Regions from separate parts of the Homo sapiens genome. Here region 2 is linked to region 1. Evidence: chromatin loops called from intact Hi-C (ENCODE). Cell type or tissue: breast epithelium. All regions are shown on one strand. Links, peaks and the distances in the headings refer to the core of each region. The heading gives the core; the rest is flanking DNA.

Region 1 (5,393 bases), core at 144-5,143:
ACTTGACATTCTTCTCTCTCTCTCAAAAAAAAAAAAGGAAAAAATTCCCCTTTTTTTGTTTTTTTTTCTTTTTTACTACAACCTCCTAAAATTATATTTGGTCTAGTTGTGCTTTATATTACAGTATGTCATCAAAAAAGTTATGAATATTTTACCATTACAAGATTACACAAGACCTATCCAAAGCAGATGGTCCTTCCAGACACATTCTAAATATGTGTTGGCGCCAATTAAAAGTAAGATTGTGCTATGGAGTTAACTTTTTATCCAGTCATTTCTGCCATCAATCAAAGACATAACTATCTATATTAGTCCCCTCCTTGACTGTTCTATTTTCTACCTACACTGGGCCTAGAACCATACTTTATTTGGTTTGTTTGTTAATTAAAATAGGAAAAAACAAAAGCACACATATAATCCTCAGTGGATTGGTTCCAGGATCCCCTTTGATACCAAGTCTGAGGATGTGTAAGTCTATTACACAAAATGCTGTAGTGTTTGCATAAAACCTGTGCCCACCACCCATATACTTTAAATCATCTCTAGAGTACTTATAATACCTAATACAATATAAACACTATGTAAATAGTTGTTATACTGTATTTTTTACACATATCATTTTAATTGTTATATTATGTCTTTTTTCCCAATTATTTTCAATCCAAATTTGGTTGAATCTAGATGCAGAAACCTCAAACATGGAGAGACAACTGTATTAAAAATGTAAAAGGTACAAGATATATAGACTTACATATATATGTATCACACATATATATACACATAAATATACACACATACACAAATAGTGGTATACAATACAGAGTACACTCTATATTGTTTACACTTAACAACATATTTTGGTGACATAAATTCATAGAAAACTGCCTTTTGCTTTCAAAAACCACAGGGTGTTCTTATGTATGAGTATAGCATACTAAGTTTAATCCCAGTCCTCTGTTGATAGCTATGTAGCTTGTTCCCAAATTTTGCTACTACAATGATGTAATAAATATTCTTGTATGTGTAATTCCATCCTGTAAAAATATGTCCGTAAGTTAAATTCCTAAAAGTGCCATTGCAAGGTCAAAGGTATGTGCATTTCTGATCTCCAATTCTGATGAATATTGGAGAAGCATCCTACATAGAGGATACCAATATAAATATTTGGTATCCTTTCCTATACCAAATAGAGCTCCCCTGCCTCTCCTCCTTCACCTACACTATATGTTCTCAGTGTCTGATTTTGCCAATTTAATAGGTCAAAAATGGTCTCTTGTTGCAATTTAAATGGCTACCAAAAATCTCTAGAGGTTAAAGAACTAGCAAAGGAGAACTTATGTGGGCCAGAGAATCCAGTGTCTGAGTTTGAAAGAATTTGAATGTCTCTTTTTTAAACCTACATCTATTTGGTCTGCTTTCGCTCAAAAAACTGCCATAGACATAAAACCCAAAAGAACAAGGACTTCATCATAGTTGAACCATCCTAGTGGCATTTCTCATTGAACTGATTGCGGAAATACATTATTATTGGTTACAGTAATGGGATAGGGAGACCTGATTATAAGGCTCCACAACGTACCATCTCCTCAAGGTCAGGAGTTGTGTTTCTTTTTCCTTCTGCTTTAGCAGACAGGACAGGCCTGCTGCTTTTCTGTTCTGCAACTTCTTCTCCTGAGTATATTTTCTTGATTTTTCTAATCCTGTTTGTGCTCTAGGTACCCAGATGCAGGCAAAAAAAATTACTATGCACATGGGGTTCAGCTGGAGACTGCACCTTGTACTCTTCACTTCATCTTTTAGGACTAAGCACTTTGGCAGGGCTTGAGGCTGGGATGCAGTTAGTGCTGATAACTGCATGAATTTTTCTCAGCCCAGTTGAGCTCATCACTGGCTCCCTGAGGAGGCAGTAACTGATTCCAGGAACTGCTTGGAATTTTCCCCTCATTTACAGATATTTTCCCCTCACCCATAAAACACACACACAACCTTTTTCCCGCAGAGCTTTCCATTTCTCTTGAGAGCGTTAACTTTTATATATCACGTATTGTGAACTGAGTTCTGGAATATAGGAACCGCATGCTTCTGTAGGTTGTGTACTTGAAGTACATTCTCAGGCATGAAACTATGTTTGCCTTGTAACACACTGAAAGGACACCAGCCTTTAATTGAATCAACACTCATTTTTTAAGTGCAACTAAAGATGGATTCCCCCTAAGTAATTTCACTGACTAATTTGTATTATTTTCATAGTGAAAAAGGTCTTTGAAAATATTTTCTATGGTAACTGCATAAAAAAACAAGACCTAGGTTCATGGAATTCATATTCTGAATTCTCCATGAATTGAACCTCCAAGTGTTTGTTTTTAATAAGTTATGATCATCTCAACAGTTCATGACACTGAGATTTTATGTATTACATCACTTCAAACTAAAATTTCCTTAAAATATATACTACACCATAAGTTCCAGAAATGAAGGGGACTTTTCCTGTTTTATCAACTGATATGTGCTCAGTATCTAGGACCTTCTTGGCACAGAGTAGATTTCACTGGGTGAATATTAATGCTGTTATAATAGTATACTAACATTTTCCTCATCATACCTGCAAAATAAGTCCAGAATAAATTACTAAAAGTATTATTTCCAAAAATTTCAAAAATACCAACATTTTATAAAGTTTTCAACATCTTTCATGTTAGGTTTAAATGTTTATTTTCTTTTTATAAATAAAAGGTGTGGTCTCTTTATGTTTACTGCATCTACATATAGAAAAGTTTTTATTTCCTTTAAGTTTTTATATTCCTTAAGAATTTGTAGAATGCTTTGTTAATTAACCTTTTTGCATCCAGCAGACATGTTTCAAAACACTCACTAACCTTACTAATCTTTAATAATCTGAGCAAAGACCACTAATCAGCATCTCCCTTTTCTACGACTGCTTCATTGGTTTCTCATTAAGAATTACACTGATTATCAAATTGCTCTTTAACCTAAGAGTCATTGTGACTTTCTCCTTTCTTAATTACTTTTTATCTACGTGTCTCAACACTCAACAACTACTGAGTCTCTCAGTTCTAAAGCCTGGTAAAAATGTTAAGTCACTGGGTCTACTTTTAGAAAAGACAGCTGTGGAAAAAATAACGTTAAGAAATTTTTTAATAGTCTACCTTTTGTTCATGTATATTTTAAACCTTTTTTTTTTTTTTTTTTTGGAGACAGGGTCTCACTCTGTTGTCCAGGCTGAAGTGCAGTGGCATGATCATGGCTCACTGCAGCCTCCAGCCTCCATCTCCGGGGCTCAAGAGATTCTCCTACCTCAGCCTCCAGAGTAGCTGAGACTACAGAGCCATGCCATCACGTCAGGCTAATTTAAAAAAAAAAATTTTAGAGAAAAGGTCTCACTATGTTGCCCAGGATAGTCTTGAACTCCTGGGCTCAAGTGATCCTCTTGCCTCACCCTCCTAAAGTGCTGGGATTAAGGTGTGAACCACTGTGTCCAGCCTTATTTTAAAGTTTAATATGACCTGAAATATTTGACAGTCTAAGTTACTAACTCATTTACAAAATGGAAATTTTTAAAGATATCAAAAAGATATATTACTGTATGAAAAACAAAATGAACATTGTGTCTTCTAATTATCTTGTGGATTTAACCTATTTTATGAAAACTTCAAACATATAATTCAAACGTTGATTTAAATAACTTGAAATAATCACAAAATTCAAATTGAATCAATAAATTAGAGCTGTTTACAGAAAAACATTGAAGATCCCTCTTCAACAAGTCTTATTAATTAAATCAAAGGCTAATGAATAGAAGGCAATCAGGGCTTGATTGCCAGTGGAGACGTTAATTCAGGTAAATAAAAAGGGCTCTAAATTGTGCTAATATTACCACAGAATGTTCTATTGCAGTTACTGCCAAATTTGCCTGTAGTTGCTTTAAGCTGTATAGAGAGCCATTTTATTTCAGAGATTCTTTATGCTTATTCTCTTATTTTTCCAATAACTGTCATTCCCAGCTTAGCCCAAAGGAGCCATGACTCATTGCTTTAGTCTGCCCATCAGGCGGCATGAACTCCAAAGTGCCGTACCAGGAAGAACTGCACTGGGCAGGAGTGGGGAGAATATCTCCATGCACAGGACATGGGGATACTGGGTAGCCAGGTAGAGCCAGGCTGAAAGGGGATCCAACTTTCAAACTGTTTCTAAGCACAAAGCACAAATCCAAATCTGTCAATTTCAGAAACTCTGTCCACACATCTGTGTGCCCTAAATTTGTAAATATAAAATTTTCTTGTGGGAGTAAAGCAAGGTCTAGAAGTTTTCTCTTTTTTTTTTTTTTTTTTTTGAGACGGAGTCTCACTCAGCCGCCCAGGCTGGGGTGCAATGGCATGATCTCAGCTCACTGTAAGCTCCACCTCCCAGGTTCACACCATTCTCCTGCCTCAGCCTCCCGAGTAGCTGGGACTACAGGCGCCCACCACCACGCCTAGCTAATTTTTTTTGTATTTTTAGTAGAGATGGGTTTTCACCGTGTTAGCCAGGATCGTCTCCATCTCCTGACCTCGTGATCTGCCCATCTCGGCCTCCCATAGTGCTGAGAGAAGTTATCAATAAAGAAAACAGCCTATTTATTTTTTCACCCATTCATTTGTTCATTTAATGTTCTGCAAAAACAATAAAGGAAAACTCCCCACTTAGCTCAAAGTACATTTTCCAGTTTCAAAAGATGATGCTTAAAGAGAACTTCCTTATGGAAAAAAATTCTCAAAGAAAGCCTAAAGGTCTTCTATTCCATTAGTTACTTCAAATTAATAGACTATCTTAGCACAAGAAAACAAAATTACAAATATTATCTGTGTCATCTCTGAAAACAGTGTCCATGTGCTAACACCTAGAAGAAATTATGTCTACAAGATATGAAGGAAATTAAAGCAATATACCCAAAATAAATTTAATATAATCTGGGAAATTTAATATATTCTGCTTCTCTCTTCCATTATGATTTTGTCTCAAGAGAAACTGCGAAGGAAAATAATACCAAGTGCAGACATATACAATGCTCGTTTCCTTGCGGTATTGGTCTAGAAGCAATAGAAGGAAATGTAGATACTTTGGAGGGAGTGACAGTAGAATGCTGGAGTAGGGCAAGGACAATATTTTCAGAAGAATTTACAGATTTTTGGCAAAGTTATTAAAAATATTTTTAAAGTTATATTAATAGTGTTTCATTTATTAATTCCCTCTTTATATGCTAGTTAAAATGCTCACTATACTGTATTACATACATATTTCAAAAATTAAACTTAACTAAATATTCATGACATTGTTACTGTCATCTAAATTCAATTCTGATTCAGGTGTGAATAAGAAGTCATCTCAACACTGTT
Region 2 (5,393 bases), core at 309-5,308, 320 kb after region 1:
GGGAAGGGAGATGGTTAATAGAACATGGCATTTCTAGGAGCAAAACAGGGGAGTAGCCAGCAAGGGTGATGTTTAACATCCACAACCAGAAAAGGGCAAGGATGGAGGAGTAGGAAGCTGAGGACAATGACCCCAATAAACAGTCACGATCCCTTGATCACTGTATTCGTCCATTCTCACACCACTATAAAGACATATCTAAGACTGGGTAATTTATAAAGGAAAGAGGTTTAATTGACTTACAGTTCAGCATGGATGGGGAGGCCTCAGGAAAACTTAGAGTCATGGCAGAAGGGAAAGCAAACACGTCCTGCTTCGCATGGCAGCAGGAAGGAGAAGTGCCAAACAAAGAGGGAAAAGCCCCTTATAAAACCATCAGATCTCGTGAGAATTCATTCACTATCACAAGAACAGCAGCATAGGGGTAACCAGCCCCATGATTCAGTCACCTCCCACCAGGTCCTTCCCATGACATGTGGGGATTATGGGAACTACAATTCAAGATGAGATTTGGGTGGGACACAGCCAAAGCATATCATTCTGCCCCTGAACCCTTCCAAATCTCATGTCCTCACATTTCAAAACACAATTATGCTTTCCCAACAGTCACTCAAAGTCTTAACTCATTTCAGCATTAACTCAAAAGTCCAAGTCCAAAGTCTCATCTGAGACAAGCCAAGTCAATTCTGCCTATGAGCCTGTAAAAATCAAAAGCAAGTTAGTTACTTCCTAGATACAATGGGAATACAGGCATTGGGTAAATACACCTGTTCCAAATGGGAGAAATTAGCCAAAACAAAGGGGCTACAGGGCCCATGCAAGTCTGAAATCCAGCAGGGCAGTCAAATCTTAAAGCTCCAAAATGATCTCCTTTGACCCTATGTCTCACAACCAGGTCATGCTGATGCAAGAGGTGGGCTCCCACAGCATTGGACAGTTCCACCCCTGTGGCTTTGCAGGGTACAGCCCCCTTCTTGGCTGCCTTCATGGGCTGGCATTGAGTGTCTGCAGCTATTCCAGGTGCATGATGCAAGCTGTTGGTGGAGCTACCATTCTGGGGTCTGGAAGATGGTCACCCTCTTCTTGCAGCTCCACTAGGCAGTGCCCTAGTGGGGACTCTGTGTGGGGGCTCTGACCACACATTTCCCTTCTGCACTGGCCTAGCAGAGGTTCTCCATGAGGGTTCCATCCCTGCAGCAAACTTCTGCCTGGACATCTAGGGATTTCCATACATCCTCTGAAATCTAGGCTGAGGTTCCAAACCCTCAATCCTTGATTTCTGTGCACCTACAGGCCCAACATCACGTGTAAGCAGCCAAGGCTTGGGGCTTGCACCCCCTGAAGCAACCAGCCTGAGCTCTACATTGGCCCCTTTTAGCCACAGCTGGGATGCAGGGCACCATGTCTCTAGACTGCACAAAGCAGCAAGGCCCTGGGCCTAGTCAACAAAACCACTTTTTCCTCCTAGGCCTCTGGGCCTGTGATGGGAGGGGCTGCCATGAAGACCTCTGATATGTGCTGGAGACATTTTCCCCCATTATCTTGGTGATCAACATTTGGCTCCTCATTACTTATGCAAATTTCTGAAGCCAGCTTGAATTTCTCCTCCGAAAGAACATGGGTTTTTCTTTTCTATCACATTGTCAGGCTGCAAATATTCTGAATTTTCATGATCTGCTTCCCTTTTATACATAAGTTTCAATTCCAAACCAATCTTTGTGAATACGTAAAACTGAATGCTTTTAACAGCACCCAAGACACCTCTTGAATGCTTTGTTGCTTAGAAATTTCTTCCACTGGATACTCTAAATTATTTCTCTCAAGTTAAAATTCCACAGATCTCTAGGGCAGGGGCAAAATGCCACGTCTCTTTGCTAAAACATAGAAAGAGTCACCTTTATGCCAGTTACCAACAAGTTCCTAATCTCCATTTTCAGCCTGGACTTCACTGTCCCTATGACTATCAGCATTTTGGTCAAAGTCATTCAACAAGTCTCTAGGAAGTTCCAAACTTTCCCACATCTTCCTCTCTTCTTCTGAGCCTCCAAACTTTTCCAACCTCTGCCTGTTACCTAGTTCCAAAGTCACTTTCACATTTTCACTTTCACTTTCACATTTCACTTTCACCGGCTAGTGAGCAGTACCTCACTACCCGGTACCAATTTACTATATTAGTCCATTCTCACGCTGCTGTAAGGACATATCTGAGACTGGGTAATTTATAAAGGAAAGTGGTTTAATTGACTCACAGTTCCACATGGCTGGGGAAGCCTCAACTTACAGTTATGGCAGAAGGGGAAGCAAATATGTTCTTCTTCACATGGCAGCAGGAAGAAGTGCTGAGCAAAGAAGGAATAACCCTTTATAAAACCATCAGATCTTGTAATAACTTACTCACTATCATGAGAACAGCAGCACTTGGGATAACCACCACATGATTTAATTACCTCCCACTGGGTCCCTCCCACAACACGTGGGGATTATGGGAACTACAAGTCAAGATAAGATTTAAGTGGGGATACAGCCAAACCATATCACTCACTTCCCAAACTTTATTTAATTTTCAGATCCAGACCCATTGAATGAAGAGGTGGCCAGGTTCCTAGAAGGGACTCTGCAATATTGCTACAAATATATGCTATAATTCTCCCAGTCCTTACCACCACTTACTAGGGGGTCTGTACACCAGGAAAAGTGGAATACTTGACATTTTAAAAATTACTGGACACAGGGCCTGAGTTGCATTGATACATGGAGATCCAAACCATAACCATATCTAATCCTGTCTTGGCATCTGCTTCTCAGAAAACCCCACCTCATAAGGAGAGAGCCAGCATGAAAATGGAGTTGTTTCAGAAAAAGAAACAGGTTCTGGTGATCCATCTGGACACTGGATCAGATCATGCCTGGAGTCAGGTTGTTCCATTATCACTATCCAAGTCAATAAATTCACCATTGGTTTAAGCCAGTTTGAGTTATGGTTTCTGTCTCTTGAGCATCCCTTGACAGTAACATATTAAGACTCCTGATAGGCAGGAAAGATGATGGTAACAGATTTGCAATTATTGTTCTTAAGGAAGGTTCTCATGCCCTTTCCTGGAGTTGATCTCAATATCCGCAATGAGGAAGGGGACAATGTGAGTCTACAAATCCCGTGTATAAAGCTCCTTTTTTTCATAAATCATGTTTGCTCTCTTGCTTCTCCTATCTACAAGTACATTTCCACATATATATGTTTTGTATTTATATATACAAACACATATCCACATTTGCAAAATATACAAACATTATCTGTCTATCATCTATCTATCTATCTATCTATCTATCTATCTATCTATCTATCTATCTATCTATCTATCTAAAATATAAGGGAGCCAGGCATGGTGGCTCACGCCTGTAATCCCAGCACTTTGGGAGGCCGAGGCAAGTGGATCATCTGAGGTTGGGAGTTCGAGACCAGCCTGACCAACACAGAGAAACCCTGTCTCTACTAAAAATACAAAATTAGCCAGGCATGGTAGCACATGCCTGTAATCCCAGCTACTCGGGAGGCTGAGGCAGGAGAATCATTTGAACCCGGGAGGTGGAGGTTGCGGTGAGCCGAGATTGTGCCATTGCACAATCTTGTTGCCTGGGCAACAAGAGCGAAACTCTGTCTCAAAAAATAAAATAAAAAAATTATATATATATACGCGTATATATACATATATATATGCATATATATGTATATATATACGCGTATATATACATATATATGCATATATATGTATATATATACGCGTATATATGCATATATATACATATACATATATATACATATATACACACATATATATATGAATATATATATACACATATATATGTATATACACATGGAAAGTTTTTTGACATTGTCCTAAATTAAGAACAGAAGATTGTGATTGTTGTCTGCTACCAGAGATCCTTAATTTTTGGAGTAGAATAGTAGAAAAGATCAGGACATCTCCTCCCTCAGAGCATCACCTTGGTATGCCTACTGCTTCCTCCCCTGGCCCAAATGTGTACCTCACCAGCTCTGGGTCCCTGAATCTATTCAGGGAGTTGCAACATCCCACATTAGGCAGAGGGTTGAGAAAGTGACATCACAACCCATGATGCCTGAAACCCTTGAGCTGGCCTCAGTGTCTCAGTGCCTTATGACTGAGGCTTCATTGCCTCATCAAAAGTACCATCCTGCCCAGAGAAGGAAGGTAGTCCCAACTCTGGCCAACTTGGAATCAGCAATCTCACACACCCCCAACATAACAACTGCCACTTGTCACACTTCCAAACCACTCTTAGCTGATGACCTTGTTTATACTGCCTCAGAAAAAATGAAACCAGCCAGAAGGAACTTTCCCCAGCCTCCAACTCAATATTTACCTGTGTTTGCACTCACATTTCTGCTTTCCTTCATGCTCCGTTTCAAAGCCAAACCTGCCTGTGGTGTTATGTTATATATTGGTTTTCATCCACAGTTCCTGGTTCCTAACTCCCATGGCCCTTGTTACAGTCTTTTGTGATAATGTTAGGTGTGTGAGGCCTCATGGGCGGGACTCTGACCTTCTGCTTCAAGGCAGGACTCTAATGCTTCCCTGCCTTTCTGATTGTGGATCTTAAGACCCTCCCATGAGAGGGTCTGACCCTATACCCTGGGAGAAGGAATGCTGACATCATGAAGCTTCCATCAAAACTCAAGAGGAAAGGGTTCAGTGAGCTTCCAGATAGCTGAACATGTGGAGGTTCCTGGAGGGTGGTGCACCAGGGAGGACATGAAATCTCCATGCCCCTTCCCCCACACCTTGCCCTATGTACGCGTCTTTTCATCTGTTTCCCTCGTAATATCCTTTATAATGAACCAGTAAATGTAAGTAAGTGTTTCCCGGAGTTCTGTGAGCCACTCTAGCAAATTAATTGAACCCAAAGAGGGGGTTATGAGTACTCCAACTTGAGGTCAGGCGTAGTGGCACATGCCTAAAATCCTAGCACTTTGGGAGGCTGAGGCGAGTGGATCACTTGAGGTCAGGAGTGTGAGACCAGCCTGGCCAACATGGTGAAACCCCATCTCTACTAAAAATACAAAAAAAAAAAAAATTAGAGGGGCGTGGTGGTGCCTGCCTGTAGTCCCAGCTACTCGGGAGGCTGAGGCAGAATTGCTTGAACCCAGGAGGTGGAGGTCGCAGAGCCGAGAGCATGCCACTGCTCTCCAGCCTGGGCAACAGAGCAAGACTCAGTCTCAACAAAAAACAAAAAACCTTGAAACTGGTTGGTCAGAAGTTCCAAAGGCCCGGACTTGCAACTGGTATGTGGTGGAGGAGGGAGGGTAGTGTTGGGGACTGAGCCCTCAACCTGTAGGATCTGACATTGTCTCTGGG

Evidence for each region. Hi-C counts contacts between places; a loop is a spot of excess contacts. Peaks named below come from ENCODE experiments on the same cell type or tissue, not always from the same donor. Only the 100,000 strongest peaks of a DNase experiment are listed, where the experiment ranks them.
Region 2: a loop joins it to region 1, with 18 times the contacts of the local background. A loop is called at or near these places in 1 of 110 quality-filtered maps.

What each region holds. Positions count from the first base shown.
Region 1 is chr7:90,784,745-90,790,137 of GRCh38, reverse strand. All of the region lies in intron 4 of CDK14 (cyclin dependent kinase 14), which reads right to left. Among named protein-coding and RNA genes, the nearest start is that of CDK14, 190 kb to the right of the region's middle. In breast epithelium, for the core only: no CTCF peak of the experiment used is centred there; no DNase peak of the experiment used is centred there.
Region 2 is chr7:90,460,260-90,465,652 of GRCh38, reverse strand. No RefSeq gene overlaps it. Among named protein-coding and RNA genes, the nearest start is that of PTTG1IP2, 6.7 kb to the left of the region's middle. In breast epithelium, for the core only: no CTCF peak of the experiment used is centred there; no DNase peak of the experiment used is centred there; H3K4me3 peaks cover 966 bases; H3K27ac peaks cover 1,367 bases.